2 separate regions of the Homo sapiens genome follow, and region 1 is linked to region 2. Evidence: read pairs that join two places in POLR2A ChIA-PET (ENCODE). Cell type or tissue: CD4-positive, alpha-beta T cell. All regions are shown on one strand. Each heading gives the region's core, and the rest is flanking DNA. Links, peaks and the distances in the headings are about the cores only.

Region 1 (8,840 bases), core at 416-8,415, 310 kb before region 2:
GCACGCCACCAAGACCGCCAAGGATGCACTGAGCAGCGTGCAGGAGTCCCAGGTGGCCCAGCAGGCCAGGTACACCCGCTGGCCTCCCTCCCCATCCCCCCTGCCAGCTGCCTCCATTCCCACCCGCCCCTGCCCTGGTGAGATCCCAACAATGGAATGGAGGTGCTCCAGCCTCCCCTGGGCCTGTGCCTCTTCAGCCTCCTCTTTCCTCACAGGGCCTTTGTCAGGCTGCTGCGGGAGAGATGACAGAGTTGAGACTGCATTCCTCCCAGGTCCCTCCTTTCTCCCCGGAGCAGTCCTAGGGCGTGCCGTTTTAGCCCTCATTTCCATTTTCCTTTCCTTTCCCTTTCTTTCTCTTTCTATTTCTTTCTTTCTTTCTTTCTTTCTTTCTTTCTTTCTTTCTTTCTTTCTTTCTTTCTTTCTTTCTTTCCTTTCTTTCTTTCCTTTCTTTCTTTCCTTTCTTTCTTTCTTTCCTTTCTTTCTCTTTCTTTCTTTCTTTCCTTTTTCTTTCTTTCCCTCTCTTCCTTTCTCTCTTTCTTTCTTCTTCTTTTTTTTTTAATGGAGTCTCCCTCTGTCACCTAGGCTGGAGTGCAGTGGTGCCATCTCGGCTCACTGCAACCTCCGTCTCCCGGGTTCAACCCATTCTCCTGCCTCAGCCTCCCAAGTAGCTGGGATTACAGGCACGCGCCACCACACCCAGCTAATTTTTGTATTTTTAGCAGAGATGGGGTTTCACCATGTTGGCCAGGTTGGTCTTGAATTCCTGACCTCAGGGGATCCTCCTGCCTCGGCCTCCCAAAGTGCTGGGATTACAGGCATGAGCCACTGCGCCTGGCCCCATTTTCCTTTTCTGAAGGTCTGGCTAGAGCAGTGGTCCTCAGCCTTTTTGGCACCAGGGACCAGTTTTGTGGTGGACAATTTTTCCATGGGCCAGCGGGGATGGTTTTGGGATGAAGCTGTTCCACCTCAGATCATCAGGCATTAGATTCTCATAAGGAGCCCTCCACCTAGATCCCTGGCATGTGCAGTTCACAATAGGGTTCACACTCCTATGAGAATGTAAGGCCACTTGATCTGACAGGAGGCGGAGCTCAGGCGGTATTGCTCACTCACCCACCACTCACTTCGTGCTGTGCAGCCCGGCTCCTAACAGTCCATGGACCAGTACCTATCTATGACTTGGGGGTTGGGGACCCCTGGGCTAGGGGTTTGCCTTGGGAGGCCCCACCTGACCCAATTCAAGCCCGTGAGTGCTTCTGCTTTGTTCTAAGACCTGGGGCCAGTGTGAGCAGAAGTGTGTCCTTCCTCTCCCATCCTGCCCCTGCCCATCAGTACTCTCCTCTCCCCTACTCCCTTCTCCACCTCACCCTGACTGGCATTAGCTGGCATAGCAGAGGTGTTCATAAACATTCTTAGTCCCCAGAACCGGCTTTGGGGTAGGTGTTATTTTCTCACTTTGCAGATGAGAAAATTGAGGCTCAGAGCGATTAGGTGACCTGCCCCAGATCACACAACTAATCAATCCTCCAATGACTTTCCAAATGAGAGGCTGCCTCCCTCTGTCCTACCCTGCTCAGAGCCACCAGGTTGTGCAACTCCAGGCGGTGCTGTTTGCACAGAAAACAATGACAGCCTTGACCTTTCACATCTCCCCACCCTGTCACTTTGTGCCTCAGGCCCAGGGGCATAAACATCTGAGGTGACCTGGAGATGGCAGGGTTTGACTTGTGCTGGGGTTCCTGCAAGGATATCTCTTCTCCCAGGGTGGCAGCTGTGGGGGATTCCTGCCTGAGGTCTCAGGGCTGTCGTCCAGTGAAGTTGAGAGGGTGGTGTGGTCCTGACTGGTGTCGTCCAGTGGGGACATGGGTGTGGGTCCCATGGTTGCCTACAGAGGAGTTCTCATGCCCTGCTCTGTTGCTTCCCCTGACTGATTTAGGGGCTGGGTGACCGATGGCTTCAGTTCCCTGAAAGACTACTGGAGCACCGTTAAGGACAAGTTCTCTGAGTTCTGGGATTTGGACCCTGAGGTCAGACCAACTTCAGCCGTGGCTGCCTGAGACCTCAATACCCCAAGTCCACCTGCCTATCCATCCTGCGAGCTCCTTGGGTCCTGCAATCTCCAGGGCTGCCCCTGTAGGTTGCTTAAAAGGGACAGTATTCTCAGTGCTCTCCTACCCCACCTCATGCCTGGCCCCCCTCCAGGCATGCTGGCCTCCCAATAAAGCTGGACAAGAAGCTGCTATGAGTGGGCCGTCGCAAGTGTGCCATCTGTGTCTGGGCATGGGAAAGGGCCGAGGCTGTTCTGTGGGTGGGCACTGGACAGACTCCAGGTCAGGCAGGCATGGAGGCCAGCGCTCTATCCACCTTCTGGTAGCTGGGCAGTCTCTGGGCCTCAGTTTCTTCATCTCTAAGGTAGGAATCACCCTCCGTACCCTGCCTTCCTTGACAGCTTTGTGCGGAAGGTCAAACAGGACAATAAGTTTGCTGATACTTTGATAAACTGTTAGGTGCTGCACAACATGACTTGAGTGTGTGCCCCATGCCAGCCACTATGCCTGGCACTTAAGTTGTCATCAGAGTTGAGACTGTGTGTGTTTACTCAAAACTGTGGAGCTGACCTCCCCTATCCAGGCCCCCTAGCCCTCTTAGGCGCACGTGAAGGGAGGAGGCCGGATGGGCTAGAGGTTGGAGTAAGATGCAACGAGGCACTATTCTTGGCTCCACCACTTGATATCAGCCTCAGTTTCTTACATGTAAAGTGGATACAACCGTACCCCCTCCACCGTAGGTTTGCCGTGAGATTGAAATGAGAGAGCGTTCGAACCGTTTGGCACAGCACCTGCACGTAAAGATGCTTGATCAATGTTGTCATGATTACAGTTGAGCTGACTGGGCCCTTGGGACCCGGACTGGAGTGGTGGGGGGCAGTGTCCTGGGACCAAAAAGAAGCACAAGGTCTCCCAATAGAGGCTGCTTCCTTTGTGTCCCCACCACCCGAAAGATGTCAGGTCAGAGAGCCCGAGAGCTGCAGATGGCTTGAGTAGGGCTCCACTCTTCAGATCAAAAAACTGTGGCCCGGAGAGGCGAAGGCACTTGGCCAGCATCACAGAGCCAGCACGTGGCAGGGCCAGACCTTGAGCCCAGGTCAGCTGCGTGTATTCTGCTCAGTTGGTGCAGAAAACAGTTTTGTCACTCCTATGTCAGGTGTTAGGGACTCCTTTACAGATCTCAGTGGCATCAGTACATCCAGCCCCACCTGGAGACTGCTTTCTCTCTGAAAATTCCCCAGGGCTTCTCTCTGGGCTGAGAGATCTCAGCACCCGTATCTAGAAAATGTTCCCACCCAGACCTGGCTGGATGACTGCTGTTGTAGCTCTGGAAGGTTAGGAACTAAAAAGCCCACTCCTTTACCTAGGGTAGCTAAGATACACTGGAGATGGGGACATGGGGATGGGGCCGATTATCCAGGGGCCTGCATGAGGGGGCAAAAGGCCCTGCAGAGAGAGGGTAGGGAAGGCACTGCCCAGATCTGTGAAGCCATGTGCGTGCACGCGGGGACATTCAGACATGAGTGCAAGGAGGGACCGTGAGCAGGGAGGTCATGTGAGAATACACAGGCATGCCTGCACACCCATGTGAACTTGAGTGCCAGGCCACACACTCTTTTTTTTTTTTTTTTTTTTTTAGCTGGAGTCTTGCTCCGTCGCCCAGGCTGGAGTGCAGTGGCATGATTTCGGCTCACTGTGACCTCTGCCTCCCAGGTTCAAGCGATTCTCCTGCCTCAGCCTTCCTAGTAGCTGGGATTACGGGTGCAAGCCACCATGCCCAGCTGATTTTTTTTGTATTTTTAGTAGAGACAGGGTTTCACCATATTGGCCAGGCTGGTCTCAAACTCCTGGCCTGAAGTGATACGCCCACCTCAGCCTCCCAAAGTGCTGGGATTACAGGCTTGAGCCACCGCACCCGACCCGCGCACTCTTTTCAATAATCATGGATGGCCAGGGGTGCAGGGTCTAAAAAGCGCGGCCTAGCCCATCCTGCTGTTCACTGGGCAAGCGACGTCACAGGTCCAGGCTTCAGTGTCCTCATCCATGCTCTGCGTCTGATGGCAATCTAGCCAGGATGTGGGGAAGGGAGGATGCAGTGAGAGCACAGATATGAGAGCATCTTGGAAATAAAAATGTACCTGCAAGAGGTGGTGGTGAATTTTCTTACTCAGGCCAGCTTCTGCCAGGGCTGGCAGAAAGAGGGGGTGGCATGGCATGGAGCCGCAGGGGGTGGAGGACTGGCTTCCACTGCTGTGCCTGAGGAAGCCGCGGCTGTTTCTGGGCGGGATGGGAGTAGTGGGAGGGGGATACTGGCCTTGTGAGAAGAAAAGGGAAGTGTCTGTTTGAGAGGTTTTTGAATTAGTAAAGGAGGACAGGCGCAAACTCCAAGCGCTTCACTTGCACCCGGGACCAAACCCCAATCCCAGTGGCTGGCTCCCTGAGGCCGCCCCGCTCCGTCCCGCCCCGCTGACAGCGGCTGGGCTGGAGAAGGCTCTATACGGACACACCTCTGGGGACGGGGAACCCACTGCTCCCAGCTAAAGCAACCCTGTTTCCTGGCCCGCCTCAGACAGGGCTGCAGGCCTTGTTTGAGCCCCTTTCAGGGCACCTGGCCTTGGATTGTCTGTGGCTTTGCCTGGTCCGCTGTGACTTCCTTTCTACTTGAGCCTTGCTAAGGCAGACTCTACTCCCTCACTCGTAAGCAGCCAGGCGTCCAGCAGGTCCTCCAACGTCGATCTTGGCCCTAAGACGTCCAGTCTGGGCACGGAGTTGTTGAGATCCGGCAGGAAGTCCCTGCTCCAGGGCCAAAGGCCCCACCCGGGCTCCCCCGGATGTCCCCGCACCCCCCTCTATTCTCCCAAAAGAAAGAAGCTGCTTCCCACTTTGGAAACGTTTATTCTGAGCACCGGGAAGGGGGGCGGCGGCGGGCGCCTCACTGGGTGTTGAGCTTCTTAGTGTACTCCTCGAGAGCGCTCAGGAAGCTGACCTTGAAGCTCTCCAGCACGGGCAGCAGGCCTTGGCGGAGGTCCTCGAGCGCGGGCTTGGCCTTCTCGCTGAGCGTGCTCAGATGCTCGGTGGCCTTGGCGTGGTACTCGGCCAGTCTGGCGCCGCCGTTCTCCTTGAGAGCCTCAAGGCGCGCGGCCAAGCGCTGGCGCAGCTCGTCGCTGTAGGGGGCCAGATGCGTGCGCAGCGCGTCCACATGGGCGCGCGCGCGGTCGCGCATCTCCTCGCCCAGTGGGCTCAGCTTCTCTTGCAGCTCGTGCAGCTTCTGGCGCGCGCCCTCTTGGAGCTCTGCGCGCAGCGGCTCCACCTTCTGGCGGTAGAGCTCCATCTCCTCCTGCCACTTCTTCTGGAAGTCGTCCAGGTAGGGCTGCACCTTGGCCTTCACCTCCTCCAGATCCTTGCTCATCTCCTGCCTCAGGCCCTCTGTCTCCTTTTCCAGGTTATCCCAGAACTCCTGGGTCACAGGGCCGAGCTGTTCGCGCAGCTTGCTGAAGGTGGAGGTCACGCTGTCCCAGTTGTCAAGGAGCTTTAGGCTGGAGGGTGAGACAGAAGGGTTGAGGGCTGGCCTCCCAGCGCCCCAGCCTATCAGGGGTGAGCCCTGGGTGACACCTGTCCGCGGAGGTGCAGTGGCCTAGCATTTCCAGTACACTCTCAACCAACACCCCTGCCCCGCCAGGCCATGCCCCGTTGTGCAGCTGGACCGAGGCACAGAGAGGAGCTAAAAAGGAGACAGAGCTGGGACTAGTGCCCAGTTACGTTGGTCTCCAAAGTGGGCCCTTGAAGGACCTCGCTTCTATGCCTCCAGCGCATTCTCCTCTCCGAAGACAGCCCACAGTCTTGCTGGGCAGGAGCAGAGGAGGTGGTGAAGAAGGGAAAGGGGCTTGCTACACTTGCAGGCACAATGTGGCTCTGTGATCACGCATCGGGCAGCCCTGGTCTGTCCTTTGCAGGGGACATGGGCTGTGACCCTGCCTGGAGATCCCATTCCAGTTTCTCCATCCAGACCATCTGTGGGGCCCAGCTCATCAGATATTAGGTGAGGACTCGGCCAGTCTGGCTTCAACATCATCCCACAGGCCTCTGCCCCCTACCCCTGCCCTCAACCCCAGGCTGGGTCCTTACTTTAGCTGTTTTCCCAAGGCGGAGCCTTCAAACTGGGACACATAGTCTCTGCCGCTGTCTTTGAGCACATCCACGTACACAGTGGCCAGGTCCTTCACTCGATCCCAGGGGCTCTGGGGGGGTTCATCTTGCTGCCAGAAATGCCGAGCCTGGCTCCCTGAGGGTGGGAGGGGAGACCCAGATCAGGCCAGCTGTGGGCTGAGATCTGAGCCGAAAGGCCAAGCTTGGAGGTGGGGGAGAGGGGGCCAGTGAGAAACCTGCTGCCTCTGCCCAGGAGGGTGGGCCACGGGGATTTAGGGAGAAAGCCCCCCGATGGTTGGCTCCCTAGGTTAGGGGACACCTACCCGTCAGGAAGAGCACGGCCAAGGTCAGCACCGCAGCTTTCATCCTGAAGGGCCGTGGGGGACCTGGAGGAGAAGAAGGGCCTGGCTGAGTGGGGTGCCTTCAGCATGCAGAAGCCCCGTGCTCCCCCACTCATTGCAGCCAGGTGAGGAGAAGGGCACAGAGCGGGAGAAGACCTCAGGTACCCAGAGGCCCGGCCTGGGGCAAGGCCTGAACCTTGAGCTGGGGAGCCAGAGTGACCGGGGCAGGCAGCAGGACGCACCTCCTTCTCGCAGTCTCTAAGCAGCCAGCTCTTGCAGGGCCTATTTATGTCTGCAGCCAGGGTCTGGGCTGGGAGGCTGATAAGCCCAGCCCCGGCCCTGTTGCTGCTCACTGGTCCTGGCAATGTGGAACTTAAGAGTTCAAGGATCAGCTCTGTCCCTGGGGCTGGGCAAATAGAGTGGGCAAACAGCAAGCTGCGGGGGCTGCAGGGCAGGGGTCAAGGGTTCAGTGGGGGCGGGAGGGGAGTGTCTGCAGGCTTGCAGGTCTCCCGGGTGGGGTCGGGGTTCCCTGCACTCATCCCCTTCCCCTCCATGGGAGTGTGTGGGCAGTTGCCATTGTCCATTGTGTTGGCAGAGGAGGGGAGGGGAGGGACGCTGGGACTCCTCCACCAAGGAGACTGCCTCCCCCACCACCAGCATTCCAGGGAGACTACTTCACTCCCCTCCCCCTTCCCCCGCCCTGTCCTCCCACCAGTGCTCTTCTTTAGTCCCCAGCAGGTCCTCCAGGCCTCTCTCCAAGCCTCCCAAACTGGTAAACCTGGGGAGAGGGGAGAGCCCTCCGTGGCTCCCAGACTGAGGTTTCGGAGACCTCTTGCATTTCAAAACACTCCAGAGATCAATTCGGAGCTGCCAACTTTTAATTTTGTCATGTAAAGATATTGTCCGCCTCCAAAAAACCCTCACCATCTACAGTGACCATCACTTCAAAAAGGAAAGGCTTTAACAAAAAAGGGCATAATCTCAGAATTACATTACAGAATTGAAGCCCCTTAGATTGAAGACGTCTCCCTTTGCATTGTTCACACTTATATTTGATCACGCACAGGTGTGACTGGATCTCAGCCCTTGGGAAGCCCTGGTGTGGGGAGAAGACCTCTGGGCAAAGGAAGTGGCAGGAGACCTGCTTTCTCATTTCACTTGGCCTCCATCTTGCTGGAGGAAGATCGTGGGCAAGTTATATAATCTCTCTGAGCCTCGGTTTTCTATCTGCAAAATGGGGCAAGAATGGTCAGGGTTGTTGGAGGCCCCTGAGACAGCCTGTGAATGTAAAGTGCTGTGTGTCCGTTGGTGTTTGCAGCACCATCTTGTCAGGTTTCTCCTGGAAGGCCCAGACCTCCCCCAGCAGGTTACTGATAGGACCTGAGTCCTAGAGCCTGTGATGCAGGCTGAGAGGAACTGTGACATCACTCCAGCCTCTCCCCATGCCACCATCTCACAGATGAAGAGACTGAAGAGCACAGAGGGACTTTGCCCAGAGGCTGTCATCTCTCAGGGAGTTAGAAGAAAGGCTGGACCTAGAACCCAGTCTCTGGACTTGGGATGCAGGGCAGAAATGTACCCTGTACCATCACTCCAGGAAACTCCCTAACACTAGAAACCAGGCTGACATCTCTGTTTACCAGATCAGGGAGTGGTCGGCCTCATGCCTTTCACTTCAGAGAAGATTCTGGAGCCAGAAAACCTCAAATCTAAGGGTCAGGCAGGTTCAAATCCAGCTGCCTGACCCTGGATGAGTTATGATACATCACCTCCCCACACATCAGTTTCTGATTGAAGATAATGATAGAATATGCCATCGCCCTGAGTTATGGCAGGGGTTACTGTGTGGCAAGCAGAATAACGCTCCCCAAAGATGTCCACAGCCTCATCCCTGGAACCTGTGGCTTTGCTACCTTCCATGGCAAAAAAAGATTTTGCTAGTGTGATTAAGGACCTGGAGATGGGGTGGTTGGCCTGGATTCTCCAGGTGGGCCCATTGTCATCACAGGGGTCCTTAATTATACAAGAGGGAGGCAGTGGCCTCAGAGTCAGAGAAAGAGATGTGAGGATGGCAGTGGAGATCAGACTCGTGACTGCTGGAAGGGGGCCATGAGCTGAGGGACATGAGCAACCCTTCCCTAGAAGCTGGAGAAGGCAAAGGATTTTTCCCTGCAGCCTCCAGGAGCACAGCTCTGCTGCCACCATGATTTTAGCCCAGTATGACCCATTTTGGACTTCTGTCCTCCATAACTGTAAGATAATAAATTTGTATCGTTTTAAGCATGAACTTTGAACATATATGCAA
Region 2 (10,894 bases), core at 2,895-10,894:
CCTGGGGTCAGTGGGACACAGTGAGGCAGCTCCTGGAGCAGACCATGTGGCCTGAGCCCCTTTGGGTGGCAGGGCGGGCAGGGCCTCTGCTGTCTGGCATGGCTGACAGAGGGGCGTGGCTCACGAGCTGCCCCTTGCTGCCCTAGGGGATGAGTCATTCCAGGTCGGCATCCTCCGGCAATGGCAGCTGACCCTATATGGCTCTGTGTGGAGTGCAGTAGACATCAGGGACAGACAAAGGTGGGTAAAGCCGCATGTGTCAGAGGGAAGGCCAGTCACAGGGGAAGGGCTGCCTAGGGAGCCCATCGCCCTCTGAACCCCAGCTGTGCTTCCCAGTTCCAGCGTCAAGCTGGTAGATGGAGCCCCGGGCTGGGAACTCACAGTCTGGGCCTCTCCTTTTTGCTGTGGGGCTTCCCTGTCTTCACCTGTAAGGCAGGAAAATGGGTGAGGGCAGATGGTATAGGAACCATAGTCAGTGGGGCATCCTCACCTCTTTTCTTCTCCACAGGCTGTTAGAGAGTGCCATGAGTGGAAAATACCTGCACGATGACTTCGCCCTGCCCTGCCCACCGGGGCTGAAAATTCCTGAGGAAGATGGTTACACCATCACCCCCAACACCCTCAAGGTACTAGGGCCAAGACTCAAGCTGCGGGTAGATGGGACTGTCCTGTCTGGGGGATGGAGTTCTTAGTGTGTTTCTCAGGGTGACCTGCGGGGTGAAGGACTGGGAAGACCTGGGTCCCAGCAGTGGTTTCATAGCATTGCTCCTACCCTGCTAGCCTAACTCTTACAGGACAGGCCTTGTCGGGGGAGGGGGCAGAGGGAACAGTTTGGGTGAAAAAGGCAGTCCCTAGAAGGAAAAAGACTTTCTGAGCTCATTGTCCTGGACTGAGAAAGGCTGTAGGCTTCGGGAAACAGTGCCTCACGTAGGTGCTTGCCTCGGCCCCAGACCTTGGTGCTGGTAGGCTGTTTCACCGTCTTCTGGACCGTTTACTACATGCTGGAAGTATATGTGAACCAGAGGAATGTGGCTTCCAATCAAGTTTGTATGAGTGGACCCTGCCACTGGCCCTATCGAAGCCAGAAAGCCAAGGAGGAAGGGACAGAGCTAGAATCAGTGCCACTTTGCAGCAGCAAGGATCCAGACGAAGTGGAAACAGAGAGCAGGGGCCCTCCCACCACCTCTGACCTCCTTGCCCCAGACCTGCTGGAGCAAGGGGACTGGAGCCTGTCCCAGAACAAGAGCGCCCTGGACTGCCCTCATCAGCACCTAGACGTACCGCACGGGAAGGAGGAGCAGATCTGCTGACCTCAGGGCCTGACAGTGTGGGACAGGCTCTTCTTTCCCAAAATTAGGGAGCTCTTGACAGAAAGCAGTTCTGATGCTTACATCTGGAATCTGAGGCATCCTCTGACTCCACTCAAAGAGGGTGAGGGCCTTCTTAAGATACAAATGGCGGAGGATTGCTGCCAGAGAAGTCTGGTCAGAGCCACAGGGTCTGCCTCCAGCCAAACGGGAGCTTTTGGTGAGAAGGTGTTGGACAGGGGATTGGCGCCCCCTTTGGGTTGGCCTCCATCCTCTTTTTTTTTCCCCTTAACACTATCCGCCTGGAAATGGGCTGCCTCTCTTTTTTTTTTTTTTTTTTTTTGAGACATAGTCTCGATCTGTCCCCCAGGCTGGAGTGCAGTGGCGTGATCTTGGGCAAGCTTTTGTGTTCTGTGTCATTTTTTTTTTTTTTTTTGAGATGGAGTCTCACTCTGTCGCCCAGGCTGGAGTGCAGTGGCGTGATCTCGGCTTACTGCAAGCTCCGCCTCCCGGGTTCGTGCCATTCTCCTGCCTCAGCCTCCAGAGTAGCTGGGACTACAGGCACCCGCCACAACGCCTGGCTAATTTTTTGTATTTTTTAGTAGAGACGGGGTTTCACCGTGTTAGCCAGGACAGTCTCAATCTCCTCTTGATCTGACCTCTTGATCTGCCCACCTTGGCCTCCCAAAGTGCTGGAATTACTTGCGTGAGCCACTGCGCCCGGGCGCCTCTTTTTTTTTGAGGTGAAGTTTCGCTCTTCTTGCTTAGGCTGGAGAGCAATGGTGGATCTCGGCTCACTGCAACTTTTGCCTTCCAGGTTCAAACGATTCTCCTGCCTCAACCTCCGAAGTAGCTGGGATTACAGGCATGTGCCACCACGCCCAGCTAATGTTGTATTTTTAGAACAGACGTAGTTTCTCCATGTTGGTCAGGCTGGTCTCAAACTCTGGACCTCAGGTGATCCGCCAGCCTTGGCCTCCCAAAGTGCTGGGATTACAGGTGTGAGCCACCGCTCCTGGCTGGGCTGCCTCTTTAATACCATCATTTGAGTTCTCTAAACGTGAATTCTTTCTAAGAAAACCCTCAGAACAACAAATATTTACTGAGCACCTACAGGTATGCCGTATACTGTGTGAGCAGCTCCAAGAGAATTCCAAGGTAAATTCGCAATGTAAACATCATTTTATATGAGGACAAAATTATCTTGGATTATATATGCCTAAAGTAATACACACTTAGTGCCACTTGACAGCACAAGTTACTTGAAAAATTACTTGACATACAATATTAAACAGATCAACAAGACAGAAGGTTAACAAGGATATCCAGGACTTGAACTCAGCTCTGCACCAAGCAGACCTAATAGACATCTACAGAACTCTCCACCCCAAATCAACAGAATATACACTCTTCTCAGCACCACATCACACTTATTCTAAAATGGACCACATAATTGGAAGTAAAGCACTCTTCAGCAAATGTAAAATAACATAAATCACAACAAACTGTCTCTCAGACCACAGTGCAATCAAATTAGAACTCAGGATTAAGAAACTCACTCAAAACCGCACAATTACATGGAAACTGAACAACCTGCTCCTGAATGACTACTGGGTAAATAATAAAATGAAGGCAGAAATAATGATGTTCTTTGAAAGCAATGAGAACAAAGACACAACGTACCAGAATCTCTGGGACATATTTAAAGCAGTGCATAGAGGGAAATTTACAGCACTAAATGCCCACAAGAGAAGGCAGGAAAGATCTAAAATCAACACCCTAACATCACAATTAAAAGAACTAGAGAAGCAAGAGCAAATACATTCAAAAGCTAGCAGAAGGCAAGAAATAACTAAGATCAGAGCAGAACTGAAGGAGATAGAGACACAAAAAACCCTTCAAAAAATCAATGAATCCAGGAGCTGGTGTTTTGAAAAGATCAACAAAATTGATAGACCGCTGGCAAGACTAATAAAGAAGAAAAGAGAGAATAATCAAATAGATGCAATAAAAGATGATAAAGGGGATATCACCACCAATCCCACAAAAATACAAACTACCGCCAGAGAATGATATAAACACCTCTACGCAAATAAACTAGAAAATCTAGAAGAAATGGATAAATTCCTGGACACATACACCTTCCCAAGACTAAACCAGGAAGAAGTTGAATCTCTGAATAGACCAATAACAGGCTCTGAAATTGAGACAATAATTAATAGCCTACCAACCAAAAAAAAATCCAGGACCAGACAGATTCACAGCCGAATTCTATTAGAGCTACAAAGAGGAGCTGGTACCATTCCTTCTGAAACTATTCCAATCAATAGAAAAAAAGAGACTCCCTAACTCATTTTATGAGGCCAGCATCATCCTGATACTAATGCCCGGCAGAGACATAACAAAAAAGAGAATTTTAGGCCAATACGCCTGATGAACATTGATGTGAAAATTCTCAATAAAATACTGGCAAACCGAATCCAGTGGCACATCAAAAAGCTTATCCACCACAATCAAGTTGGGTTCATCCCTGGGATGCAAGGCTGGTTCAACATACACAAATTGATAAACGTAATCCATCACATAAACAAAACCAATGACAAAAACCACATGATTATATCAATGCAGAAAAGGCCTTCGACAAAATTCAGCAGCCCTTCATGCTAAAAGCTCGCAATAAACTAGGTATTGATGGAACGTATCTCAAAATAGTAAGAGCTATTTATGACAAACCCACAGCCAATATCATACTGAATGGGCAAAAACGGGAAGCATTCCCTTTGAAAACCAGCACAAGACAAGGATGCCCTCTCTCACCACTCCTATTCAACATAGTGTTGGAGGTTCTGGCCAGGGCAATCAGGCAAGAGAAAGAAATAAAGGGTATTCAATTAGGAAAAGAGGAAGTCAAATTTTCCCTGTTTGCAGATGACATGATTGTATATTTAGAAAACCCCATTGTCTCAGCCCAAGATCTCCTTAAGCTGATAAGCAACTTCAGCAAAGTCTCAGGATACAAAATCAATGTGCAAAAATCACAAGCACTCCTATACACCAATAACAGACAATAACAGAGAGCCAAATCATGAGTGAACTCCCATTCACAATTGCTACAAAGAGAATAAAATACCTAGGAATCCAACTTACAAGGGATGTGAAGGACCTCGTCAAGGAGAACTACAAACCACTGCTCAGTGAAATAAAAGAGGACACAAACAAATGGAAGAACATTCCATGCTCATGGATAGGAAGAATCAGTATTGTGAAAATGGCCATACTGCCCAAGGTAATTTATAGATTCAATGCCATCCCCATCAAGCTACCAAAGACTTTCTTCACAGAATTGGAAAAAACTACTTTAAACTTCATATGGAACCAAAAAAGAGCCCGCATTGCCAAGACAATCCTAAGCAAAAAGAACAAAGCTGGAGGCACCACGCTACCTGACTTCAAACTATACTACAAGGCTACAGTAACCAAAACGGCATGGTACTAGCACCAAAACAGATATATAGACCAACAGAACAGAACAGAGGCCTCAGAAATAACACCACACATCTACAACCATCTGCTCTTTGACAAATTGACAAAAACAAGAAATGGGGAAAGGATTCCCTATTTAATAAATGGTGCCAGGAAAACTGGCTAGCCATATGTAGAAAGCTGAAACTGGATCCCTTCCTTACACCTTATACAAAAATTAATTCAAGATGGAGTAAAGACTTAAATGTTAGACCTAAAACCATAAAAACCCTAGAAGAAAACATAGGCAATACCATTCAGGACATAGGCATGGGCAAAGACTTCCTGACTAAAACACCACAAGCAATGGCAACAAAAGCCAGAATAGACAAATGGGATATAATTAAACTAAAGAGCTTCTGCATGGCAAAAGAAACTACCATCAGAGCGAACAGGCAACCTACAGAATGGGAGAAAATTTTTGCAATCTACCCATCTGACAAAGGGCTAATATCCAGAATCTACAAAGAACTTAAACAAATTTACAAGAAAAAAAACAAACAACCCCATCAAAAAGTGGGCAAAGGATATGAACAGACACTTCTCAAAAGAAGACATTTATGCAACCAACAGACACATGAAAAAATGCTCATCATCACTGGTCATCAGAGAAATGCAAATCAAAACCACAATGAGATACCATCTCATGCCAGTTAGAATGGCGATCATTAAAAAGTCAGGAAACAACAGATGCTGGAGAGGATGTGGAGAAAGAGGAACACTTTTACACTGTTGGAGGGAGTGTAAATTAATTCAACCATTGTGAAAGACAGTGTGGCGATTCCTCAAGGATCTAGAACTAGAAATACCATTTGACCCAGCCATCCCATTACTGGGTATATACCCAAAGGATTATAAATCATGCTGCTATAAAGATACATGCACACGTATGTTTATTGTGGCACTATTCACAATAGCAAAGACTTGGAACCAACCCAAATGTCCATCAATGATAGACTGGATTAAGAAAATGTGGCACATATACACCACGAAATACTATGCAGCTGTAAAAAGGATGAGTTCATATCCTTTGCAGGGACATGGACGAAACTGGAAACCATCATTCTCAGCAAACTATCACAAGGACAGAAAACCAAACACCGCATGTTCTCATAGGTGGGAATTGAACACTGAGAACACTTGGACAAAGGGCGGGGAACATCACACACGGGGGCCTGTCGGGGACTGCGGGGCTGGGGGAGGGATAGCATTAGGAGAAATACGGAATGTAAATGACGAGTTGATGGGTGCAGCAAACCAACATGGCACACGTATACCTATGTAACAAACCTGCACGTTGTGCACATGTACCCTAGAACTTGAATAAAAAAAAAAAAAAAAAAGAAAAATTACTTGACATATCTTGACATTTTAGGCTCCCAGGATTTTACAGTATTCTTAACAGGTTTTGTCAGCAAAATCAACCCCCACCCCCGCATCAGTTTAAGAGCCCTGGAAGGCTCTGCCTATTCACCAGCATAGAGCTGAGATCCTTAAAGGGCCAGTTCAGGGCACTGCTCCAGCAACCGTTGCGCTGCTATAAGCTTGAGCACATCTCTTGCCCCTCCTCTCTACTTTTATAGATCCTGCATTTATTTAGCATATAATCTTTTCAATATTGACTTTGTATATGTATGTCTTCCCCTAAACTGGATGTATCTTTTAAGGAAAAGCCTGGGGTTCGTCATCCCCCTATGTATCACCTTTACAGGCGGTCACCCAAAATCTCCACATTCATCATAGAAACAGAAATTCCACTAATAAATGTCAGGTACTGCCTCCTTAACCTTGGTCCGCTATTTCCCTCCCACTTTCAGCAGTCTGGTTTATTCCATGGGTGGAAGAGGAAGCCAAGTTGGCTGAGTGTGAAGGGAATGGCGTCAGTGTGACTTCACGCCACATCGTCCCGAATGCCAGCTCCACACTGCGGTGGCACGAACGCAGGATTGAGAGATGCAGCTGGAGTAAAGAGAGAAGCCCATGTCCCTCAGACGCCACACAAAATGGGGGTAACCGCGAGAACAAAGCAGGGTACCCAACGGGGTGTGGCGGGACACCTGGGCGCACGCCGCCAGCGCCCGGGAGAGCGAAGGCGGGGAGAGAGGAACCACGCTGAGGCGTGGCAGGATGGGGGCGGGACTTCCGGAAGCCATTTGGCTGAGTGGCAGGGGAACCGGAAGTGGAGGAGCTGCTGCTGGTGCTGGGGCCGGAGGAGGGACGCGCCGGAGCGGGACCGACGGGACCGAGCGAGCGACCGACGCGCCACCCGCCGACGCCTCAGCCGCTTGGGGCCCGCACGGACCCTCTACTTCAGTGAGTGCATCCAGGGTCGCAGGGAACCGGTGGCTTAGAGGCGGGGGTCGGAAGGGGCTGCGAGGTGTTATTGTGAGAGGCCCGCGACCTCCCCTCCCCCACCCTTGCGGCCCCTCCCCCCACGCCGCCCCATCCACTTGGGGGGGGCCTCGCGAGCGCGCGCCTTCTCTGCGGGCCCAGCGTCGGCTTCCCAGCAGCCGGCGCAGCTAGTTTTCGCTCTGAGAGCCCTTTCCCGATATTCCATACCGAAAGCTGGCGTTTCTCCTCAGCCGCCGGCCGGCGCCTCCACGGCCTTTCCCAGGAGGGTAGCGCGGCGGGCGCCCCGCCCCGCCCTGCCCTGCCCTGCCCTGCCGGGCCCACCCGCGGTAGGCCTTGCGCACCCCAGCTCGCCCCGGCTGGGCGCTGCAGCTCCTGCCCGGGTCTCCGCTGCTGCCTTTTCCCTTTATCACAGGGGTCTAACTTCTCACTCTTCTCTCCCCTCGCGTCTGGTCGGAGGCCAAAACCAGTTACTCCGTTGTGTTTTTACCGAGCACTTTTCCCTCCTCCTTTTGTTGAAAAATTTCAACTCTTTAGAAACTTCTCCGTTGCCTCTTAGGATGTGTTTATTCAAAAGTTGCATAGACCGTCACCACTCGGAAGGGATTATTTCTTGGAAGGCTTTCCAGCCCCCATCTCATCTTAGACATGAATGTGCTCGGAGCGGCTGGTGACCTGCCCAAGGTCAGCCAGCTAGATAAACCTGTCAGCGGAGAGGTTTGGGGGGATGTTTTTTTCCTGGCTCACCGTCCGTTTGCCAGATCCGTGCCTTCTGGTCTACAGGTTTGATTGACCCGTTGCGTGGTGACTCATGCTTCTGCTTTTCATAGCTCGCAGGCCAGCGTTGCTTTTCAGAATTTATACACAAACAAGAACTAACACTCGGAGCTTTCGCCTCTTTGTAGAGCTTACCCGTAGAGAAAGGAAAGACCACCCGGATCCACCCTAGGACCTCATTTTGTACAGCTTGAAATTATGGGAAGGGGTTGGGCCGGGGGTAAAGGTGTGGAGAAAGTGGAAGGAGAAAGTGCTTAATTAAGATTGTCTTTGCCTTGGATGTGCCTTGTGTCTTTGGCTTCTTCTGGGCACATTGTTCTGACATAAAGGTTGCCTCCTTGTGGGGGAGAAGGGGAGGATTAGTTTGTTGGCTTGGGCATTTGATCATAAATTATGGAGGTGCTGGACCGGAGGAACCACCCACCAGCCCACGGAGGCTACCGGGCATTCAGGATAAGGGCCGCCTTCTTCTTCAGAATAACCATACCCACTCCCTCTGAAACAAAGTGGAGAGTCTTAGGTCTGAGTGGAAACTCTAAATCTTTTAATTCTTGGTTCAACTTTCTTCATCTGTTTTCCTGGTTCAGACTAAAACATCTAACTCAGCTGGAGAAGTTATAACGCTTTGTTGTTGGACGTGGTTTCTCATTAAATACATTGCACTATGCTGGTATAAGCACTTGGAAATTCTAGTGCTGTATTGTCATAGTAAGTAGAGAATATAGAAAAGGCAGGAAAATCGTGCAAGTCGGTTACTCCTCGTCTTCCCAGAGAACTCACTTTAATGGACAACAAAGCTTCCCCTGGAGTACAGTCTGTTGTGGCAAATTAACAAAACTTGTTCTTCAGACCTTTTATTTGCATTCTGCTTGGTCTTTCTTTCTTTTTTTTTTTTTTTTTTTGTGTGTGTGACGGAGTCTCAGTCTGTCGCCCAGGCTGGAGTGCAGTGGCGCGATCTCTACTCACTACAACCTCTGCCTCCCGGTTCAAGCTTATAGGCATGTGCCACCACACCCAGCTAATTTTGTATTTTTTTTTTTTAGTAGAGACGGGGTTTCGCCACGTTGGCCAGGCAGGTCTTGAACTCCCGACCTCAAGTGATCCACCCGCCTCGGCCTCCCAAAGTGCTGGGATAACAGGCGCAGGAAACCCAAAGTCACTCAGAAGTTTGCGTCTTACCACTGGGTAGCTCTTAGTTCGTTCTTATTTTATGTGTCCATAAGAGCAGATAATTCTTCGTTTCAATTGGAAAGAATACAACAGCTGGAGCCTGAGCAACATGGCAAGACCTCGTCTCTACGAAATTTAAAAATTAGCCATGTGTGGTGGCGTGGGCCTGCAGTACCAGTTACTCTGGAAGGAAGAAATGGGAGGATCACTTGAGCCCAGGAGATCAAGGCTGCAGTGAGCTGTGTTACGCCACTTCACTCCAGCTAACGACTGACTGAGACCCTGTCGGGGTAAAAAACAAAAAACAAAACACAGCCGGCTGGGTGCTGTGACTCATTCCTGTAATTCCAGCACTTTGGGAGGCCAAGGCAGCAGGATCACTTGAGCCTAGGAGTTCAAGATCAGCCTGAACAATATGGTGAGATCCCCATCTATTGGAAAAAAAAAAAAAAAAGGTCAGGCAGCTATTCGGGAGGATCGCTTGAGTGCAGGAGGCGGAAACTGCAGTGAGCCATGATTTCTCCACTGTGCTTCAGTCTGGGCATCAGAGTGAAGCCCTATCTCAAAAAAAACAAAAAAAAAGCCGGCCGGGCGTGGTGGCTCACGCCTGTAATCCCAGCACTTTGGGAAGCCAAGGTGGGCGGATCACCTGATGTCAGGAGTTCGAGACCACCCTGACCAATATGATGAAACCCCGTCTTCACTAAAAATACAAAAATTAGCTGGGCATGGTGGCAGGCACCTGTAATCCCAGTACTCGGGATGCTGAGACGGGAGAATTGCTTGAACCCGAGAGGCGGAGGTTGCAGTGAGCCAAGGTCGCGCCGTTGTACTCCAGTCTGGGCAACGGGAGCGAAACTCTGTCTCAAAAAAAGAAAAGCCAGTTTAATTTTTATTTTTGAGACAGGGTCTTGCTCTGTCCCTGAGGCTGGAGTGCAGTGGCGCACCACCACCCCCAGCTAATTGTTGTGGTTTTTGTAGAGACACAGTTTCACCATGTTACCCAGGCTGGTCTCAAACTCCTGGGCTCAAGCAGTCCACCTGCCTTAGTGTCCCAAAGTGCTGGGATTACAGGCATGAGACACTGTACCCAGCCACAACAGTTTCTCTGATTTCCAAATTGTTTTAATCCTCTATATGCATAGTCTTCTAGGTTGTGCATTTCCAGCTTTGTTCTTAAAGAGGAGATTGTGTGAGTTTGTGGCTCAGTTTTTCTTTTCCTGGTGTTTAAAAATGTTACCAAGCCATGGGCATCAGTAAAACTGAAAGCTGCTTTGTAATAAGATTTTGATTGACAAAATAATACAAAATCAGAGTCAGAAGACACAAAGAAACACATTTCTGCTCAGATACTTTGCCATTGTAGGGGAAGAAGGATCACCTTGTATTCATAGCTATAGACAAAAAGACTGTGTAATTAGGAATATTTTGTGACCTCCCAGTTCTTCCTGCCTTGTAGCTTCAGATAAGTGACATTTTGTTCCTCGGTTTCTCTATGTGTATGCTTTTTTTATTTTCCCATGAAGAAATTTAGGGTTGAGATGGAAGTGTTTTGCTCAGGGTATCAGAATGCCATTAAATTTGGGTAGTAGAAAGTATAAGTGAAACAACTTAGTAAATTAGAATTAGAATTTATCTTTTTTCTTTTTTTTTTCTTTTTTTTTTTTTTAGATGGAGTCTTGCTCTGTCACCCAGAGTGGGGTGCAGTGGTGTGATCTCTGCTCACTGCAACCTCCACCTCCTGGGTTCAAGAGATTCTCATGCCTCAG

Evidence for each region. ChIA-PET counts read pairs that join two places held together with the same protein. Peaks named below come from ENCODE experiments on the same cell type or tissue, not always from the same donor. Only the 100,000 strongest peaks of a DNase experiment are listed, where the experiment ranks them.
Region 1: POLR2A ChIA-PET joins it to region 2 with 12 read pairs; 10 of 35 experiments call an interaction of 5 or more read pairs at or near these places.

What each region holds. Positions count from the first base shown.
Region 1 is chr11:116,830,828-116,839,667 of GRCh38, forward strand. It overlaps APOC3 (apolipoprotein C3), which reads left to right. Exons shown (of 4, transcript NM_000040.3): 3 at 1-69; 4 at 1,937-2,245. The coding sequence ends at 2,057. APOA1 (apolipoprotein A1) reads right to left here and starts at 6,795. Exons shown (of 4, transcript NM_000039.3): 1 at 6,778-6,795; 2 at 6,518-6,580; 3 at 6,174-6,330; 4 at 4,924-5,584. The coding sequence starts at 6,560. The coding sequence ends at 4,981. It also overlaps APOA1-AS. In CD4-positive, alpha-beta T cell, for the core only: CTCF peaks have their summits at 5,375 (motif pointing left) and 5,575; a DNase peak (open chromatin) is centred at 5,294; H3K4me3 peaks cover 852 bases.
Region 2 is chr11:117,137,277-117,148,170 of GRCh38, forward strand. It overlaps PAFAH1B2 (platelet activating factor acetylhydrolase 1b catalytic subunit 2), which reads left to right and starts at 7,011. Exons shown (of 6, transcript NM_002572.4): 1 at 7,011-7,142. It also overlaps the pseudogene LOC653303. RefSeq lists enhancers at 453-1,338, 8,091-8,270 and a silencer at 7,221-7,540. In CD4-positive, alpha-beta T cell, for the core only: no CTCF peak of the experiment used is centred there; DNase peaks (open chromatin) are centred at 6,975, 7,485, 7,985, 8,295 and 1 weaker place; H3K4me3 peaks cover 2,340 bases; H3K27ac peaks cover 1,165 bases.